3 separate regions of the Mus musculus genome follow, and all the other regions are linked to region 1. The links are chromatin loops, found by intact Hi-C in ENCODE. Cell type or tissue: gastrocnemius. All regions are shown on one strand.

Region 1 (2,500 bases):
ATCTGAGACCCCACACTCAGAAGGATAAGGTAGGCTGATCAAACGTTCTGAAAGAAGATCTTGACAGAGATGAGAGAGAGGAAATTGTGATCAGAATACAGCATATAAATTTTCAATTGAAAAAAAATGTTCCAGGATAGTCTGGGGCTACAATAAGAAGGAAGAAAAACAATCTTTATTGCGCAACACTGGGCATGAAGGGGCTTTTAATAACTGCTGCTTTATCTCATTTGCTCCACATAGTAACCCTGCTAGGGACATTTACCACAGCAATCTTCCTTGGAGAAGACACAGAAGTTGAGCTGCTTTTTTTGTTGCTGTTCTTCCCATCATTGATTTTTAGGGTAGATGAGCAAGAGGGAGCAAAACACACATCTGCACAGCATTTGAAAAAGCAGCCATGAAGGTGGAGGCACCCAGGGACTCCCTACTTGGTGTTACCTCCAGAGAAACTTCTTTCCATTTCTTCACCGGGGCTTGGAGTGGTGACAGATCACTAGAGTTCAGGCTCGGGATCAGAATTTACTCAAAATTAGGAGAACCCAGCAAAACCAGGAGGTCCAGTGTTAAATGCATTTCAGAAAATAAACAACCAAACAAACAGCAAAGATAATGTTGGTATGGGTGTTACCTGGCCTTGCTACTTAAAAGCTACCTCCATACAAGGCCTTTGTCTAAAACATGGTGCGGGTGGAAGAACAGATCCTCGTTTCCTGACCAGAGTGGAAATCTTGGTTTGTCATTCCATCCATGCTGGCCTGGATAAGTTGGGGCCATTTTTCTCTGTTCTGCTTGGCTGCAGTGAAGCAGTTGTGTTGCAAGTGTTCTATTTTGCCAGGGCGCCTCTTTCCTGATCCTCTGCCTGGAGAAGCTGGATTCTACTCGACATTCTTCTGTTGGCATATCTGAAAACCTGTCTAGCACCCAAGACAAGATAGAGGAAGCAAAAGGAGAACCCGAGGTGCCCACATAGTCCCTAGTTAGTCTTCCGTTTTCTTCCTGTCTTTAAGAACATTACATTTAAAAATGCATAATGTTCAGTGTAGTTATCGGTAAGCTCTGTATCTTTATTTTCCAAACCTAGCGACCCTACCCAGGATTCCTATTACTAGCTGAGGTAAGAACATTTTGGGGACTTTAGAAGAATTTTCAGCCACAAAGAGGGGAACAATAAGAACGTTCTGTACAGCCCATTGTCCCTCCTTTTTTTTTTTTTTTTTTTTCCTAAACGGAATTGAGCTGACCAGTCAATTTTCTTGCCCAAGTTCTGTTAAAGTTTTACTGAGCTTTCAGAACCTTGGCTAACTTCCCTTTTCATGTATTTGCCAGTGACATTGAGTTTGTGCTAATGAGGCCCTCTGCTGTCTGCAGAGAGTAGGGCACTGCCATAAATCCCGAAGAGGGAGCACTTTCTTCCGTAGTAGAACAAGTTCATGAATTATGTCCAATTATTAGAGTAGCTGATTCCCAAAGCCAGGAGATTTCTAGAGCCCTGATGCTACTTAATTTCACAACACTCTTTTCTTCTTCTCACAGATGTTTGTAGTGACACAGTTTGAAAATAAACATTATTTCAAACTGCATTTTAGACATTAAGTGACAAGCTCTCCCCTTAATATCCAAATTAGGATCTGAAGACCACCTTGGCGGTCTCAGTGAAACATGGCTGGGTACAGTAATCAATACTGTTGGCCAAAAAGAGGAGACCACTCAGAGAACGAAAGCTAGGAAGACATGTAGCCCTGCTTGCCTGAACCTTTCTGGGACATTTCTTTTCAGCAAACCAAGATGAAAGTTGAATGTTCAATTTCAAGAGCAATGCAGGCCCCAATCTATTCGGAAGGACATGCTTTTCCTATCAGGAGCCTATTCTGATCCACTAAAGCCTGAATAGGAGCTGGAGGAAGGCAAGGGTAGCTGACCCTATCAAAGCTCAGAGGACCTGATAAGGACGCCAAGATACACTCATTCTTCCATACAAGTTTCCGCCCATCTTCTGCCAACCTCTGGAACACAGTTACCATTGATGTCGATTCCCCATTGTTCCTGAGTGGAGAGGACGGAAGGGAACTAACACTTACTTGGGAAGAGGACTCTTATCAGGTCCTCCACACAATGTTTTATCATTTACAGCAGTCATAGTAAACAGTATGGAATGACAAAATCCTCCATGGACTCTAGCCTGCTTCCATACTAGGTGCTTCACCTTAGTTGCATTTAACCCTTACAACCTTTGAAAGGTCCTCTTTTCCCACCTTGGGTTTCCGATCTTGAACCTGGACTTGCATAGCTAATACTTTTACCTGCTGAACTATCCCATCCTGCTTGCCTGCCCGTGTCATGTTTTTAACATGTGTCTACTGGTGTTTAACATGTTTGTAATGTTTATTTGTCATTCTTATATCATTTCTTACTGATGTTTCTTAGTGGGAGCTCTTATCTAAGTCTTGAGTTTTAGCTGGCTTTTTCTGACAGTTTTAGTAAGGGAAGCAGGGGATGG
Region 2 (2,500 bases), 230 kb before region 1:
CAGACATGCAGTCTGTGCACAGATATGAATGCAGGCAAAACATCATACACATAAAGTAGAAATAAATACCTAAATCTAATTTTTAAAAGGAGGTAGCACATGTGATTTTGAAGGGGAGATAACAAAATGACTTAATTCCAGTAGTGATCATGAGAATACATATACATGACAAAATATACGCCTCCTCCCAAGTCAAAATGTAAACAAACAAAAAAGGAAACTCTCTAGAGTTCCTATAAGCTTTTAGGCATGCCTAGGGAGACATTTCTGTAGTTTTCTGAAACTCTAACAATTACAAATGTCTGGTAAAATAGTTGAATCCAATATAATCTCAATCTCTTCCTCTGTGTCTCTCGTTCTATGCCTCTCCCTCCACACATATATCATTCTGCATCCTTCATTATTTTTATACCAGTCATAATTCTTAATAAGAATATGTTTTAAAAATGTTTGCCAGGCAGTGGTGGTGCACGCCTTTAATCCCAGCACTTGGGAGGCAGAGGCAGGTGGATTTCTGAGTTTGAGTCCAGCCTGCTCTACAGAGTGAGCCCAGGACAGCCAGGGCTACACAGAGAAACCCTGTCTCAAAAAACAAAAACAAACAAAAAAATTGTGCCTCTTAACTTGGATGCAAGCTCCTTAATGGTGGGGCCATTGTTTTGCTCACAACTGAATCCACAACATGTAGCCTAGTGCCTGACATACTGTAGGTAAAGCTACAAGTATCAGTTGAATCAGTCAACGAATAAGAATGACTGTGTTGACTCTGAAGTCAAGATATAATGAACAAAGCCTATACAGATAGCTTTTCACATCTGTAAGTTCCGTACCTGTGGATTTAATCAACTTCATAATTGAAATATCTGAACAAATTGGCATCCGTATTGAATATGTACAGATATTTGGTCTTATTCCCAAGCAATTTAGTACAACAACTATTTATATAGCCGCTACACTGTGCTATTATAAGTAATCTGCAAATATTTAAAGTATATACAAGGATATAGTTAGATTATATGCAAATACTAAATCCTGCTATGCCAGGGACTTGAGCATCTGAGAATTTTGGTATCTGAGCCAATCCTCCATGGATACTGAAGGAGAACTGTGCCGTGTTACATTTTTTTCACTACATGAGACAAATAGCGCTTATATTTTCTTTTTACAAGATGGCTCAAAATTGTTTTCTTTGATCTGTTTTGTCATCTCAATATTGTTTGCTGAAATATGAAAAAACGGAGAAATGTCTAAATAACAACATAGGTTTTAGGAGACCACATATTTTAAAATACTTCCTTTCTTACTGTTGAAAGAAAAAATTACCTTACCAGGGTAACTGGTTCACCCTTCTGGGGCATTAAAAACTATACTTCGAAAACCTAGCCACCAGGGGGAGCTGTTTACTTAATCATCGTTTTCTTAACAGTGCTAGTACCAAGCCATGTGCTGGGTATAAAACAAAAGAAGCTTATATACCCCATTTTATTTATCTAGTTTTCAGTAGAGGGACATCTAGATTGTTTCCAGATTCTGGCAATTATGAATGAAGCCACTATGAACATAGTTAAGCAAGCGTCTTTACAGTAGAAGGGAGCATCCATTTGCTAGATGCCCAAAAGTAGTAGAGGTGGGTCTTGAGATAGATTCTCAATTTTCTACAGAACAACCATATTAATCCCATTTGTAAACCATACAAATCCCACTTGTATAGTGGCTATACAAGTTTGCACTCCCACCAGCAATGAGGAAATGTTTCCCTTGCTCTACGTCGTCGCCAGAACAAGATGTCACTTGTGTTATTTATGTTAGCTTCTCTGACAGGTTTAAGATGGAATCTCAAAGTAGTTTTGGTTTGCATTTCCCTGATGGCTAAGGACGTTGAACACTTCTTTAAGGGCTTCTCAGCCATTTGAGATTCCTCCATTGAGAATTCTCTGTTTAGATGTGTACCACATTTTTAAATTAGATTGTTTGGGGTTCCTTTTATGTCTAGTTTCTTGAGTTCTTTATATATTTTGGATATTGGCCTTCTATCAGATGTGGAGTTGGTTAAAAAAAAATTCTTTCTCCACATTTGCACAATGGAATATTACTCAGCAGTTTAAAAAATGACATGAAATTTGCAGGCAAATGGATGCAACTAGAAAAAAAAAATCATCCCGAGTGAGGTAACCCAGAAACACAAACATGGTACATATTCATTTATAAGTGGATATTGCCTATAAAGCAAAGGATAATTATATTGCGACCCACAGACACAAAGAGCTTAGGTAACAAGGAGGCTTATAGGGGAATGCATGGATCTCCCTGGGACAGGGAAACAGAATAGATTTTGCTGGTGGACTGGGGGATAGTATGGATGGAAAGAGGAAGGATCAAATTGGAAGAGATATGGAGGGATAAAGTATAGGGACAGATGACTGGAATTGGAGGGCATATGGGGGGGGGACATAGAAACCGAGTGAAGTGGAAACTGCCTGGAATCTATGAAGGGGACTCT
Region 3 (2,500 bases), 350 kb before region 1:
GACCCCAGCCCTAGTTGCCTGGAAGTCAGTCTTCTCCTTTGGAACAAGAGATGGAACTCTCAGCTCCTCCAGCCCCATATCTGCCTGGATCTGCCTTGACGATAATGGACTGAACCCCTGAACCTGTAAGCCAGCTCCAATTAAATGTTGTCCTTTATAAGACTTGCCTTGGTCATGGTGTCTCTTCACAGCAGTAAAACCCTAATTAAGACGCTCTTGAATTCGGCTTGCAAGTATTTAATTGAAAAATGCTGTATCTATCATGGAAACTGATCTTTATTTGTTGTCTTCTTAGCTCTGCTCCTATCGAGTTTTGGAATCATGGTAAGGCTGGCTTACCCATCACAAAGAGCACGCGTTTTTACCCCTGCATTATGCATACAGAATGAGTTCAGTAGCACTGATTCCTTTTTATTTTACAGAATAGTTTAAGGGATTTTAGTATTGGCTCCTCTTCAAAGATTTGGTAGAATTCAGCAGCAGATCCATCCAGTTATGAACTTTTCTTTGTGTAAGGATAAATTTTTCCACCTACTTTAATAAGCGTTCAACCTTCCCTTTAGCCCACCACCTACCAGGGGTAGTGGAAAGGAAAAGTTATTAGGACAAGTAGGAGGTGGACCTATTTAGAAATAGTTCTTTGGGTGCAAGTCCAGTCTTTGTTGTCAGAATATCAGCAGTTCAGTCCACCAGCAAACACCAAATATGACTCACCAGCTGTAGTTCAGTCCTCTCAGAAGACACTGCACAAGAACCAGCAGCTATAGTCCAACCTGTTCACAATCAACATACATGAACCAGCAAGGACAGTTCAATCCAGAATGAGTGCAAGGGCTCTCCAACCGGCCTGAGACTGCAGAAGCGGTAAGAGGCTGCAGAAACCTCAGAAGTTCTTTGGCTAGTTTCTCTCTACGGAATCTTCACAAGGGGACCTCAGCAACTCCATGTAAGGTGAACCAATACATGCACATCATTATCGAAGAATAGCAAGGTGGAACAAAGCAAAGCAATGCTTGACTTCCCACTGTCTGTGGGGTTATATTTATATTCCTTCTGAATATCATGAGTCCTTTTACATGTTTGCTATAGCAAAACATTCTTTCACCTGTGTCTGCTTCAGGGAAACCTTCCCTCATGTGTTTGCTTTACCTGTGTGCCCCCAACAAAACATCATTTGGTAATATCTGACTTTCCAAAGAAACAGAAGTTTCCACTTCATCTTTGTTGTATGATTTTTTTTTTTAAATTTGAGTGTTCTGCCTGCATTTACAGCTGCAGGCCAGAAGAGGGCAGCAGATCCCTTTATAGATGGTCATGAGCCACCATGTGGTTGCTGGGAATTGAGCTCAGGACCTCTGGAAAAGCAGTCAGTGCTCTTAACCACTGAGCCATCTCTCCAGTCCATTTTGTATGATTTTTTAATGCTTTTTTTTTTTTTTTTGGTTTTTCGAGACAGGGTTTCTCTGTATAGCCCTGGCTGTCCTGGAACTCACTTTGTAGACCAGGCTGGCCTTGAACTCAGAAATCCGCCTGCTTCTGCCTCCTAAGTGCTGGGATTAAAGATGAGAGCCACCACTGCCCAGCTTTAATACTCTTTAGATACCATTGCTTGCTGTGGATGTTCAAATTGTTTATGTCCTCTTGACTGAATTTTAGCGGATTTAATATGTGTAGGAATTTACTATTTTTTCTAGATTTCTTATTTTATAAGTTTTCTCAGTATTCTCTAATGGTAGTCCTCTGGACTTAACTGGAATCTGCTGTAATATCCCCCAACTCGTAGGTAAAGTTATTGATTTGGCTTTTTTCTTTCTTTTGGATAACTTAAAGTTTGTCAATTTGATATTCCAAAGGAACACCTCTGATCCGTTCCACGGACTGTTCCTTGTGTCTCCATTTCACCTTTCCACTCTGACCTTCACCATCCTGTGACGCTTCATGTTTTGGGGCGTGACTTTTACTTGCTTTTCTAAAACTTTGAGGTGATTCATTATACTACTAATGTGACATCTCTCTGAATATTTAATGCATGTGCTGAGAACTTTACTCTTAGGGCTTTGTTGAATCCCAATGTTCTCCTAAGTTGTGCCTTCCAAGACTGAAAAAAACAATGTCCTCCCTGATTTCTTCTACTTCAAGAAAAGTTATTTTGGAGGTTTCTTTTGTGTCTTAGAGTTACTGTGGCTATCATAAAACATCATGGACAAAAGCAATTTGGGGAGAAAAGGGTTTATGTGGCCTATGTTTCTACATCACTGTTCATCATGGAAGGAAGCCAGGGTTGGAACTGATGAAGAAATCAGTGAGAAGTACTGCTCACCAGCTTGTTCATTATGGCTTACACAGCCTACTTTCTTATAGAACCTAGGACCACCAGCCAAGAGGTGGCACCTCCCACCATGGACTGGGCCCTCCCCATTAACCACTCTAAGAAAATGCTCTGCAGGTTTGTCTACAGCCCGATCTTATGGAGGCAGTTTCTCAAGTGGAGGCTCCTTCC

Evidence for each region. A loop is a pair of places that touch in the nucleus more often than their neighbours do. Peaks named below come from ENCODE experiments on the same cell type or tissue, not always from the same donor. Only the 100,000 strongest peaks of a DNase experiment are listed, where the experiment ranks them.
Region 2: it touches region 1 in a loop (5-fold over the local background); 25 of 42 quality-filtered maps call a loop at or near these places.
Region 3: a loop joins it to region 1, with 3.0 times the contacts of the local background. A loop is called at or near these places in 15 of 42 quality-filtered maps.

What each region holds. Positions count from the first base shown.
Region 1 is chrX:140,490,883-140,493,382 of GRCm38, reverse strand. No RefSeq gene overlaps it. Among named protein-coding and RNA genes, the nearest start is that of Prps1, 36 kb to the right of the region's middle. In gastrocnemius, a CTCF peak has its summit at 1,361 (motif pointing left); a DNase peak (open chromatin) is centred at 1,370; H3K27ac peaks cover 975 bases.
Region 2 is chrX:140,721,495-140,723,994 of GRCm38, reverse strand. The region is part of intron 3 of Mid2 (midline 2); the gene reads right to left. Among named protein-coding and RNA genes, the nearest start is that of Gm23199, 43 kb to the right of the region's middle. In gastrocnemius, a CTCF peak has its summit at 1,377 (motif pointing right); a DNase peak (open chromatin) is centred at 1,393.
Region 3 is chrX:140,844,383-140,846,882 of GRCm38, reverse strand. No RefSeq gene overlaps it. Among named protein-coding and RNA genes, the nearest start is that of Tex13b, 32 kb to the right of the region's middle. In gastrocnemius, a CTCF peak has its summit at 1,288 (motif pointing right); a DNase peak (open chromatin) is centred at 1,301.